Regions from separate parts of the Homo sapiens genome. Here region 2 is linked to region 1. A link is an interaction called in ENCODE POLR2A ChIA-PET data of the cell type or tissue named here. Cell type or tissue: Panc1. All regions are shown on one strand. Links, peaks and the distances in the headings refer to the core of each region. The heading gives the core; the rest is flanking DNA. Region 1 has its middle 55 kb from the start of CPO. Region 2 has its middle 57 kb from the start of MIR2355.

Region 1 (5,384 bases), core at 111-5,110:
TAAATAACTATAGAAGTTTTTATGTTGAATTATTTTTAGGGCAATTTTATGGTGATTTTGACCTTAATCTTGTGCTGTGGTTCTTTTTCTATTAGGTTGGTGCAAAAGTAATTGTGGTTTTTGCCATTACTTTCAATGGCATTACTTTCATTACATTCCCTTTTTTTTTTTTTTTGCCATAACTTTCATTACTTTCTCTTCATCCTGGATGTGCTAGGACTCCAGTGTTCTCAGTACTGCACAACTTCCTATTTCTCCATTCAGCTGTCAGCCCCACAGCAGCTGTTCTCTACTAGACCTTGTTAGGTCTTGCCCTGAAAAAAATCTCAGTGCATTCTACAGCCATAGACCTATAGTGAATCCTCACACAGACTTCTGAGATATCTGCTTTTGGAGGTGTCTCTTTTCTGGTACCCTGCCCTGCAAATTCCAGTTACTTCTGCAGCCTGGAATCTTATTTTCTGCCTTTTCAACTTAGCAAGATTGCCGCTCCACTTGGGCCCCAGTTTTCTACATTGTGGAAGGAAAGTGCTTCCCCAGCAGAAAGCTAAGGAAACCTTGTTTGTTTCCCTTCTCTCAGGAATCATAATCTTTCACTACCTGTTGTTCAATGCTTGAAAACAGATGCCTCATATATTTTGACCATATTTATACTTGTTTATGGTGGGAAGGAAGATTCATTACTAGTTATTCCCTAATGATTGGAAGCAGAAGTATGAAAATCATTTGTACCTTTAAGATATTATGACAAACCACAATGGGTTTGATAAAAACAATGCATTAGGACCTGAAGTCTGTCTCACTACCATCCTCATCCCCCCAGTCATCTGAAGATTCTGAGCTCTGATTATTGCTGGATGTTCCAGTGTGGCTAAGACTGTGGGGATAAGACAGACCCCAGTGGTATTTTAAATTTTTTGCACAAGTTGCCATCAATTAAAAGTTTGAGAAGTTTCACATAAAAATTCAGAGTTTTTACTTTTTTTGTAAAATGGAAAGATAAGATGGCACTCAATGAGCATGGAAATAGTAGTCTGAAGCAGTATAGCAGTTTCCTTCTTTAGACAGGGTGTATATTTTCTGGTCTGCCCACAGTCCCATGCCAGTTCATTTTACTCAATCATGTTGCCTGTCTGAACCCTGTAGCTATTTGTATGTGTGACCTCAGCATGTGGGCAGAAAATTTTACACATAGATGGTGTCTTCGTCCATTTTGTGTTGCCATAAAGGAAAACTTGAGGCTGGGTAATTTATAAAGAAAGAGGTTTAGGCCAGGCGCGGCGGCTCATGCCTGTAATCCCAGCACTTTGGGAAGCTGAGGCGGGTGGATCATGAGGTCAGGAGATTGAGACCATCCTGGCTAACACAGTAAAACCCCGTCTCTACTAAAAATGCAAAAAAAATTAGCTGGGCGTGGTGGTGTGCACCTGTAGTCCCAGCTACTTGGGAGGCTGAGGCAGGAGAATGGTGTGAACCCGGGAGGCAGAGCTTGCAGTGAGCCGATATCGCACCACTGCACTCTAGCCTGGGTGACAGAGCAAGACTCCATCTCAAAAAAAAAAAAAGAAAGAAAGAAAGAAAGAGGTTTATTTGGCTCACAGTTCTGCAGACTGCAGAAGAAGCATAGTACTGGCATCTGTATCTGGTGAGGACTTCAGGCTACTTCCACTCATGGCAGAAGGTGAGGGGAGCCTATGTGTGCAGAAATCACGTTGTGGGAGAGGAAGCAAGACAGAGAGAGAGAGACAGAGAGACAGAGAGGTATCAGACTCTTTTTAAACAACCAGCTCTCAAAGGAACAAATATTCATGAGGAAATTCAAACATGATTCAAACACCTCCCATTAGGCCCCACTTCCAATACTGGGGATCAAATTTCAACATGAGTCTTAGAGGAGACAAACATTCAAACCATAGCTGGAAGAATGCTCACAATGTCCAAAATGATATACTCCATCACTGCCACATTCTCCATGATAACTTTATTGCATGAAAACACACAGTTTTCCTAAGCTCCTTTTGGGGATGTACTATCTCAGTAAGGAAGTGAAATAAAGGAACATGGAGTAGAGCTATGGAATGGAGTTAAATTTGACCAGTGTACCCTGGTCTTCATGCAGGTGGCAGTTCATTAGTAAGTGGTCAGAGGCCAGCTGTGCTATTTGCTCCCATTCTGATTCTGAGGTTGAGATGTGTTTATGTTTTTCAGCCAACAAATCTTGCTCTTCTTTAAAACTTTCTCAGGTATTGCTTTCCTGGAAATTCAGTTTGGCCCAGCTCTGAATTGTATACCCATAGTTTTACTTGAAAACTCAAAGAAATGAGAAACCGTATGTGTTTTGCTTATTGCTTATGCAATAGGGAAATTGGTCTTGGTGTCTTATAATCAAAACTTTGCTTTTAAAAAATTTATTCTGTATGTTTGCATGTGTGTTTGAAGGGATAATGACATTAATTAACATGTTTTATTACTAGGCACTCTGCTAAGCATTTTATATGAAAGATTTTTTTTTGTCTTCAACAACAATCCTGTGAAGTAGGAATGAACGTTATTCTCTTTTTACAGATCAGAAAGGGAAGTGCAGAGAGGTTAAATATCTTGCCTGAGATCAAATGGCAAATAAATAGTGAAGCTGGAATTTCAAATATCTGAATTAAAAATACCTGAACCAAGTGCTAACCAGTTTGTGCCCTCTGACACTCGTATAACAGTCCTGAGCAGCTGTGCCAAAGTCTGCCACAGACTGCACCGCTCCCTCCTCCCCAGTCCCCCCACCACTATAATAGGCCCTCAGGTTGCACAATCTAGAGGTATCTTTCATACCGGGAGTTGTGAAGCCTGGAGGCCCTGCTCACTCAAGTATTCTTTATGAAAAGGAACCTCTTAAAGTACATGCCTTTTTAGATAGACATCAGCAAAACATGCAGAATGAACCACAAAATGTCACAGTGAAATGTGCAAATGACATGGGAAGTGAATATCATCCGCTGTGCTCTTCTCTGTATATTGACCTCACATCTGTTAGGCTCAGAAAGCAGGAAGAACTAGGGCTTGAAAGAAAACCCATTAGTGTTCTCAGGGCCAAAAAGCCCTGGAAAGGATTGGCTGCAGAGACCAGGTAAACTTTGATGAATGTTGTCTCTTCTCATGCAAGGTGATAAAACACTAAAGCTGGAAGGGGCCTAGGAAGATATTTTTCTTTAGCTCTCTCATTTTACATAGGTAGATTGAAGGCCAAAGATAGGATCTGATTCGCCAGCTACCAAGTTGGTGATGGCAGAGTTGAGACTTCCAGTCCAGCCCAGGTCTTTCAACTCTCCAATATAGTGCTCTGTGCATAGCACTAGGGTGATTTGGCTGGGAAGAACTTCAGGTCTGCTCAGAAGATGACCCCACTCCACCTTCTGGCTGAAGAAGAAGGGAAGAGCAATGCATACAGAAAGGAGGAACCAGCAGTGGGAGAACAGTGATGATTCAATCACGAGCCAAAATACCAAGTTATTAAAAATAGAGCTAACTTTTTCCCTTCTATTACCACCCAAAGTTTCATAGACATCTCCAAGCTGTCTTTAGGAATTGGAAGTCAAGGGAAACAGAGGATGCTATTTTATTTTATTGGTTACCTCTCATACTAATCCAATGATTAGTGATAGGAAGCAGAGAAATTAACATTGTGGGGATACTGAGGAGGACCCACTGTCTGGTCTGTATAACATTTCATTTCAGTACTTTGACATGACACCTGCCGCTGGAAGCTCTTTTATGTGTAGTGAAGTGAAGAAAATGGGTTTGCAAAGTTGAACTGATTTTCCTAAGGTTGTAGAATTATTGATTTCAGAGGTAAGACCTAGAACTTCTAAGCATTTTGTTATTCTTTCTGTGGATATGCAATCATACATCATATAAATTATATATATACACATTTAAGGGAGACATCAGTGTGGGGAGGCAAATTTTGAGTGGTGGACAGAACTGGGTTATTGTACCCATGGACAAATACAGGCTCACTAGCTGTGTGACTATGACCAGCCACTCAAATTTCCTGGGCTTTAATGTTCTCATCTGCAAAATAATAACATAAATATCTGCCTCATGGGACTAATATAAGAATTAAGTGGTTATCCTTACATTAAATAAAATGATTTGCATGTAGCAAATGTTCAAGAAATGTTACGATTTGTTCTCTGCATTGATAATCAAAATATTGAAGAGTAACAAAAATAAAAGATCTATAATTGGTTAAGCATAATCAAGATATCAACAGAAATACCTAACCATGACTGTAATACGCCTTCTGATCAGACTTCTCTCTGGAATAATTATTTGTTTGCTTCCTTTTTTGATTTTTCAGATATTCCAATTGGCATGCAATAGATAGAATATAGCTCTTTAATCTTTCCCAACCTCTCTGTTTATCTAGAATTAGAAATCCTTTGGGTAAAACTTTGCCTATACTAATTTTGATATGCTAAGTTAGTATGTGTATGGTTCTAAAGGGAACAGTTGAAAAGAATAAAGATTATAGATAGGACTTTATTCTAAGGGTACAGACTTTATGTCAGCCATGATCTTAAGTTTTAGACATGGGACTTAGAGATCAAACATAAATTCTACCTCGAATAAGGATATCTCTTATGGCTTGCAACCACAGAAATGATCATAAGTGAAAGAATTTAATACATTGCCAGGAATGAATATAATGAATTGTAACCAAATTTGTAGTAGAAGACCTTTTGGTATATCTTCCCAGCCCCTTTTCTGGGAACTGTTCACCTACCCAAATGGGTGGACTCTTGTAGCTATTTCTGTACTGACCAACAGTTACTTTACTGGTCATAGCTGATTGGAAGAGATGGACACCTGCCCCAATCTGGGCCAATTAGATTCTCTGCTAGGAGTTTGGACCTAGTATGGTCATCAGTTACTTGGGGGTCTGGATGTTAGGAAGCAGTGTGATGCTAGGGCTGTGATAGAGCTGTCTCTCCATGTGCAAAAGGTGTGAAAAGAGAGAAAAATAAAGTAGGCACATGGAGGGAAGTAGAGGCAAGGAGCCCTAGTGCCACAGAAAGATTTGCAATAGCTCCCTTGGTCCCTACTGATTCTCCAGGCTCTGATTTCTTCTTTCCTAGAGATGAAGCGTTGTTGAGTTCTGTGTGATACACATGGGTCCTTCCAACAAATTCTCACTTTCACGCATTGGAGTCTGTTACTTGTATCAAAGATCTCTTTAATGAGACAGGGTCTATGTTGATTTAGTGGTCAAGGTTATTATTCAGCCACTCTGTATTAGAAATGTCTTATTGGGAAGGATGAGTTCCTTATGCCGCCATACAAGGAAGAAGGGCCTTGGCCAGAGCAGAGCCACAACAATCTCTTTATTTAAG
Region 2 (5,384 bases), core at 116-5,115, 58 kb before region 1:
CTAGGATACAGAGAGTGCACAACTGAGGGGCTGCTATGCTAAGAAAGTGCTAATTCATCGATCACATTTCTATGCCCAGTGGCATAGGAACTAAAGTCCCATCCATAAAGCAAGCTTCCCGGTTAATCAGCAATTTAAGTTTTGGGACATGTGCCTCCCACACCAAATTTCAAGAGGGGGAGAGGGAGCATGGGGAGAAAGGGGGTGGGTGAGAGAACGTTGGCTCTTTTTTTTTTCTTTAATTTTTTCCGAAGCCAGATGCACATGGTTTTTAGGAGGCACAACATCGTGGTCTTGCTTCAGGGCTCTGATTTAATAAGGATGGCAAGAAATAAATGATTCACTTGCTGATATTAAGAGAGTGCAAATGCACCTGCCCCAGGCCCTTCAAGTCAGGGCATATGTTTGTAAATTACATGCCGACTGTGAACCTGTGGGTGGAGCCCCAGGTGGGGAGGCTGGAGAGACAACTGGACCGTGTCAGTGGATCTTCATCAGAACTGTGGACCAGAAAATCCAAGGATGTTTCAGAATAGATGCAGGTCCTAGCTACACTCCAGATCTCTTGAATCAGAATCTTGGGGTGGGCAGGGCATTGTTTTTCCAGAAATTCCACCGATGAATCAGACATGTTCCTTTGGTTAAGAATCACTAAACTAGCTAATCTCTAGCCAGAACTCTCATCTGTCAAGAGAGGGCAGGCAACCTCATTTCTGATGTATTAGGACTTTCACGTAATTGAAAAATGAAGAAAAGTCAAAATGGGGCTTAAAAAATCATTTAAATAGGTAAGCACATTTTGAATCCCATAACCTGTGTTTACATTTAACCTAGTAACACTGAATATAAGATTGCAATACAGTTTAATCTCACAAGATAATTAAAAGATTTATGAACAATATTAATGCTTAGGAAACCATAGGCAGTGTGATCCAAAAATGGAACACAAGTTTAAGGTTGTGTGATGAATGGCTTCTTTCAGTCCTGTCAGGGTATCTCTGAGACTGAAGATACCATCTCATTTGGTGAAATAATTAAAGTATAAATTTTACCCTCTTTATTAATGGAAAGCCGAGGCCCCATGGTCATCCTGCCTCCTCTTCACATCCCCCTCCCAGGTATCCCTGCCATGGAAGTTCTGGACTTCAGTGTAAATGATCAAAGACCCTTTGCTCTAATGTTTGCAATAACGTTTCTGGGCTGACTACATAATCCCCAGGGGAGAATTGTTAATAATAATATTAATAAGTGCTGCTAACATTTGCTGAGGTCTTACTATGTTTAAGGCTCTATGTTAGGGGAAGAAAATAGATTTTCCTTTCTATCCCAGGGGTCCACGTCCCTGAGAGTTTACAATTCAAGAGATGCAGTCTGTTTTCCAGAACAGGCTCTGTAGTAATTATGTTACAAGTGTAAAACAGGTTTTTCTTTTCTACTCTTTCAGACAGTATATTGACTTTCCCATAATTATATATCATCTCTTTTTAGGGTACCGAAGCACCATTCAGGCCCCAAGTCAGTGACACTGAACATAGTCTTAAGATTTGGTGACCAGAAGTACATAAAACTGGAGAGGTAAGACTCTAGATAAAAGCGAACAGGTGCTTCAAAATAAACTTAGAACAAAAGGGTGAGGGGAGATCTTGCAAGCATGCAGCCTGCAGGGAGAATCTGGTCCTCATGGGCCAGGTTTTTGCCATCTGCTCCTAGGCCAGGCACCTTAACCCCTTCCCACTTTCTCTACCCTTATTGGAGTCAAAGCAGTTATGTTCTCCTTCAATGAAGGAGAACCTTCTACGAAAGGGTCCCTCTGTTGACAGAGATGTATCCCTAACTCAGGCCTTTCATACTATTACTTCCCAAATTCTCTGCCAGAGACTTTCACATTCCTTATTCCTTCTCCATCTTACAGCTTCATTCAGTAGAATGAAGACCCTCAAGACCCTCCAGCCTCAAGGTGAGAACAGCCTTTTCTTTACTCTGCGACTTCCCCTAGGTAATCAAGACGTAGCTTTTAATGATCTACTGCAATATGATGGCTTCCACATACGGGTCAAGCCACCAGTGTACAATTTGGTTTCTATTTCCACTGTGCTCTGATGCCACCGCTGGCCCTGAGGCCACTTCCGGCCCCAGCAGTGTCATATTCCCTGACCATACCCAAGCCCCCTTCCTCCTGGGCCTTGCCCCAGGATTTGGGACGCCAGTTTCTGGTTCTTCAGTGTCCACCATTTTGGTTTCCTCAGACCACTCCTCTGTCCCTTGTGGCATCTGCTCTTCCTGATCTTTGAATATAGTGATTTTTAGAGATTATGCCCATGTGTTCCCTCTATCCGCTCCCTCTTGTTAACCTCACTTCCTCCCATTTTAAACAAATGACCTCATCTCTATTCATCATGTCCCCAGCCTGGTTCTAAACTCTGAACTAGCTTTTCCACCTTCCTTTGAGACATCTTCAACTGAATATTTTTGAAACTTCACATTCTACTTCCTAAAACTAAATTGATCAGTGTTCTCGATTTCGTTTTAGGGTGGTTTGGGTTTGCCCAAACCCGAACCATCTTTTTCTCCTAAATTTCCTATTTCCATTCATTTCTTGATCTATAGACATCTCTTGATCTAGAAATAGCTCAAGGTAATTCCAGGGGGCAGGGATGAGGGGAGGGTGGGCTCTGCTCTCACTGCCATTCAGGGATCAGGGTGAGGGGAGCTTCTGTCATCTTCAGTGCATGGCTTCTGAGGAAGTCCCAAGCATTGACATCCAGATGGCAAGAGGAGAAAAGGCACTGAGAATCCTGTGTGGAGATTTACACAGGCCAGGCCTGGGAGTGGCGCACATCATTTTGTTCACATTTCATTGGCTAGAACTTGGTCACATGGTGTAATTGCCAAGGAGGCTGGGTAATATCTGACTGTGTGTCCCAGAGAAGATGGGTTTTAATGAGTAGTTAGCTGTCTCTCATTCTCCCTGTAACCTGTGTCCAAAGACTAAAAGGTGGTGTCCTTTACTCCTCCTGATCTCCTTCCCTTTTCCAGTTAGTCACCAGCTCCTGTTGTTATTTCCTCTACAATACCACTCATCACATCCAGCCTCTGTTTTCTATCCTGAATGTCACGCCATCTTAGCCCAGGCCCTCATGAGCTCTAACTGGACAACTATAATGGCCTTTAAATTCCAAGTCTTTCTCCCTTCTAATCTCTCATTCATTCCACCAATACTTATCAAGCACTATATTCTGGGCAGCATGTTAACAACTAGAGGCAAATAAAGAAATGGATAGACCTTGACCCTGCATTTTTAATCTTGCACAGAAAATCAGTTAAAAAAATGGCTGCTACAAAAAAATTAGCTGGGCATGCAGGCACGCACCTATGGTCCCAGCTACTCAGGAGGCTGAGGCAGGAGAATCACTTGAACCTATGAGATGATGCCACTGCCCTCCAGCCTGGGTGACAGAGAGAGACTCTGTCTCAAAAAAAAAAAAAAAAGGCTGTTATCACATTAAGTTGTTATTACCGCTAATGGGGAAGTGCAGGGTACAAGAGGAACATGTGGGAAGGCCCCAAACTCCCTATTTTTTCATGTAAGCAGGACACATCCCCTTCACTGTTCATTGTTCCCTGGCCTGCCATTCTGTTTTATTTTTATTACAGTCCTTAACATCATCTGAAATTATCATATATATTTATGTTTATTTAATGATTCTGTGTCTTGTCCCACCAGAATGGGAACTCCACCAAGAGCAGAGACTGTGACTCACTTGTCAGCAGTAGATTCACTGGGTTGAACAGTGCTGACACATAGTAGAAAGGGATCTAGGGGCCAGGCACAGTGGCTCACGTCTGTAATCCCAGCATCTTGGGAGGCTGAGGTGGTTGGATCACCTGAGGTCAGGAGTTCAAGACCAGCCTGGCCAACATGGTGAAACCCTGTATCTACTAAAAATAGAAAAATTAGCCAGGCATGGTGGCACACGCCTGTAATCCCAGCTACTTGGGAGGCTGACAGGAGGAAATCACTTGAACCTGGGAGGTGGAGGTTGCAGTGAGCCAAGATTGCGCTACTGCACTCCAGCCTGGGAACAGAGAGAGACTCTATCTCAAAAGAAAAAAAAAAAGGAAAGGGATCTAGTCTGGGGGTTCAGATTAGGTTTCTGGAAGAAATGATCTGTAGCATGAAGATGGAAAGATGCACGCAAGCTAACTAGGTTGGTGGTGGGAAGGAGGGAGGAATCACCATTCAAAGCCAGGAGGAGAGAGAACATGGCTGAAATTCAGTGTTGGGGAGGGGGAGAGTTGAAGCTAGACCTTGCTTGTAAACTAGGTGTGTAGGTTTAAATTTTCTCCTGAAACCAATGAGGAGTCACATTAGGATCCAATTAGAGTTTTAAACCCCTCTAGTGCTCTTTGTAGAATAAATGGCAGGGCTGAGGGCTGGGGAACCTGTGAGAACGCAGGGAAGATAGCCTGGTAGCATGAGCCAGAACAGGTCTGGTGCCTTCCAGATCAACTTTTCAAAAGTATTAGCGCAGATGATATCATCCCCTCAAAGAAAAGTGTTCCAATGGTGACTGTAACAAAACGTTGGATGATTACTACATTTTTCCACTTATATTTTATCTTTCCTAGTTCAAGTCCTGCCTCCTCCTAGAGGCTTTCCATGATTCCCCCTACTCTAAACTGCTGCAGAATTTTATATTTATATAATTCATTTGTCATGAATGCACTGTCCTATAATTTTCGTAACCTTTGCAGTTATGCCCAGCGTTCCCCCAATAGATTTCTAGCGTCTTCAAAAACTAACTTTTGTTTGTTATTTTATAAAAGTGTGCTTGTAGAAATGTAATTTGAACAAACTAATTCATGCTAGAGTATTTGTCACTGATTATGACAACTACCCCCATGATATAGGAATCTCAAAAGAGGAAAAAGGGAAAAAGAGTTCTTTAGGAAAAGAGAAATGTTTAGCCCCATCTTTCTGAGAACATATCTTCTTAGGATGTTACAAAGTAGAAATATGGCCCATTGCTTCACCCCAATGCTACAGACAAATCGTAGTGAGATTTCTGGCACCCCTGGGGAGAGATTTTTAAGTGAAAGAAGATGATGATACCCTACGTTGCCTCCATGGATATCCTAAAGTCAAGCGTGCTAGCACCTTCCTGACGATCAGTAGCTCCTTCTTTCCTCTGGAACATTCAAATGTTGACAATCACGTACTCCAGCAGGTGGAAGTGGATTTAGAAAACGTGTGATCCTTTGTCTGGGTCTTTGACTGACAGTCTCACAGAGCAGGGTGGCAGGGAAATATATTTTAATTCCAGGTGATATTGGAGAGCCACCCAATTGTGAAAAGGAGATTTTCTCTTAAATGCAGCCTTTCT

Evidence for each region. Peaks named below come from ENCODE experiments on the same cell type or tissue, not always from the same donor. Only the 100,000 strongest peaks of a DNase experiment are listed, where the experiment ranks them.
Region 2: POLR2A ChIA-PET joins it to region 1 with 6 read pairs; 2 of 35 experiments call an interaction of 5 or more read pairs at or near these places.

Annotation. Positions count from the first base shown.
Region 1 is chr2:206,991,644-206,997,027 of GRCh38, reverse strand. No RefSeq gene overlaps it. Among named protein-coding and RNA genes, the nearest start is that of CPO, 55 kb to the right of the region's middle. In Panc1, for the core only: no CTCF peak of the experiment used is centred there; no DNase peak of the experiment used is centred there; H3K27ac peaks cover 1,644 bases.
Region 2 is chr2:207,049,930-207,055,313 of GRCh38, reverse strand. No RefSeq gene overlaps it. Among named protein-coding and RNA genes, the nearest start is that of MIR2355, 57 kb to the left of the region's middle. In Panc1, for the core only: no CTCF peak of the experiment used is centred there; no DNase peak of the experiment used is centred there.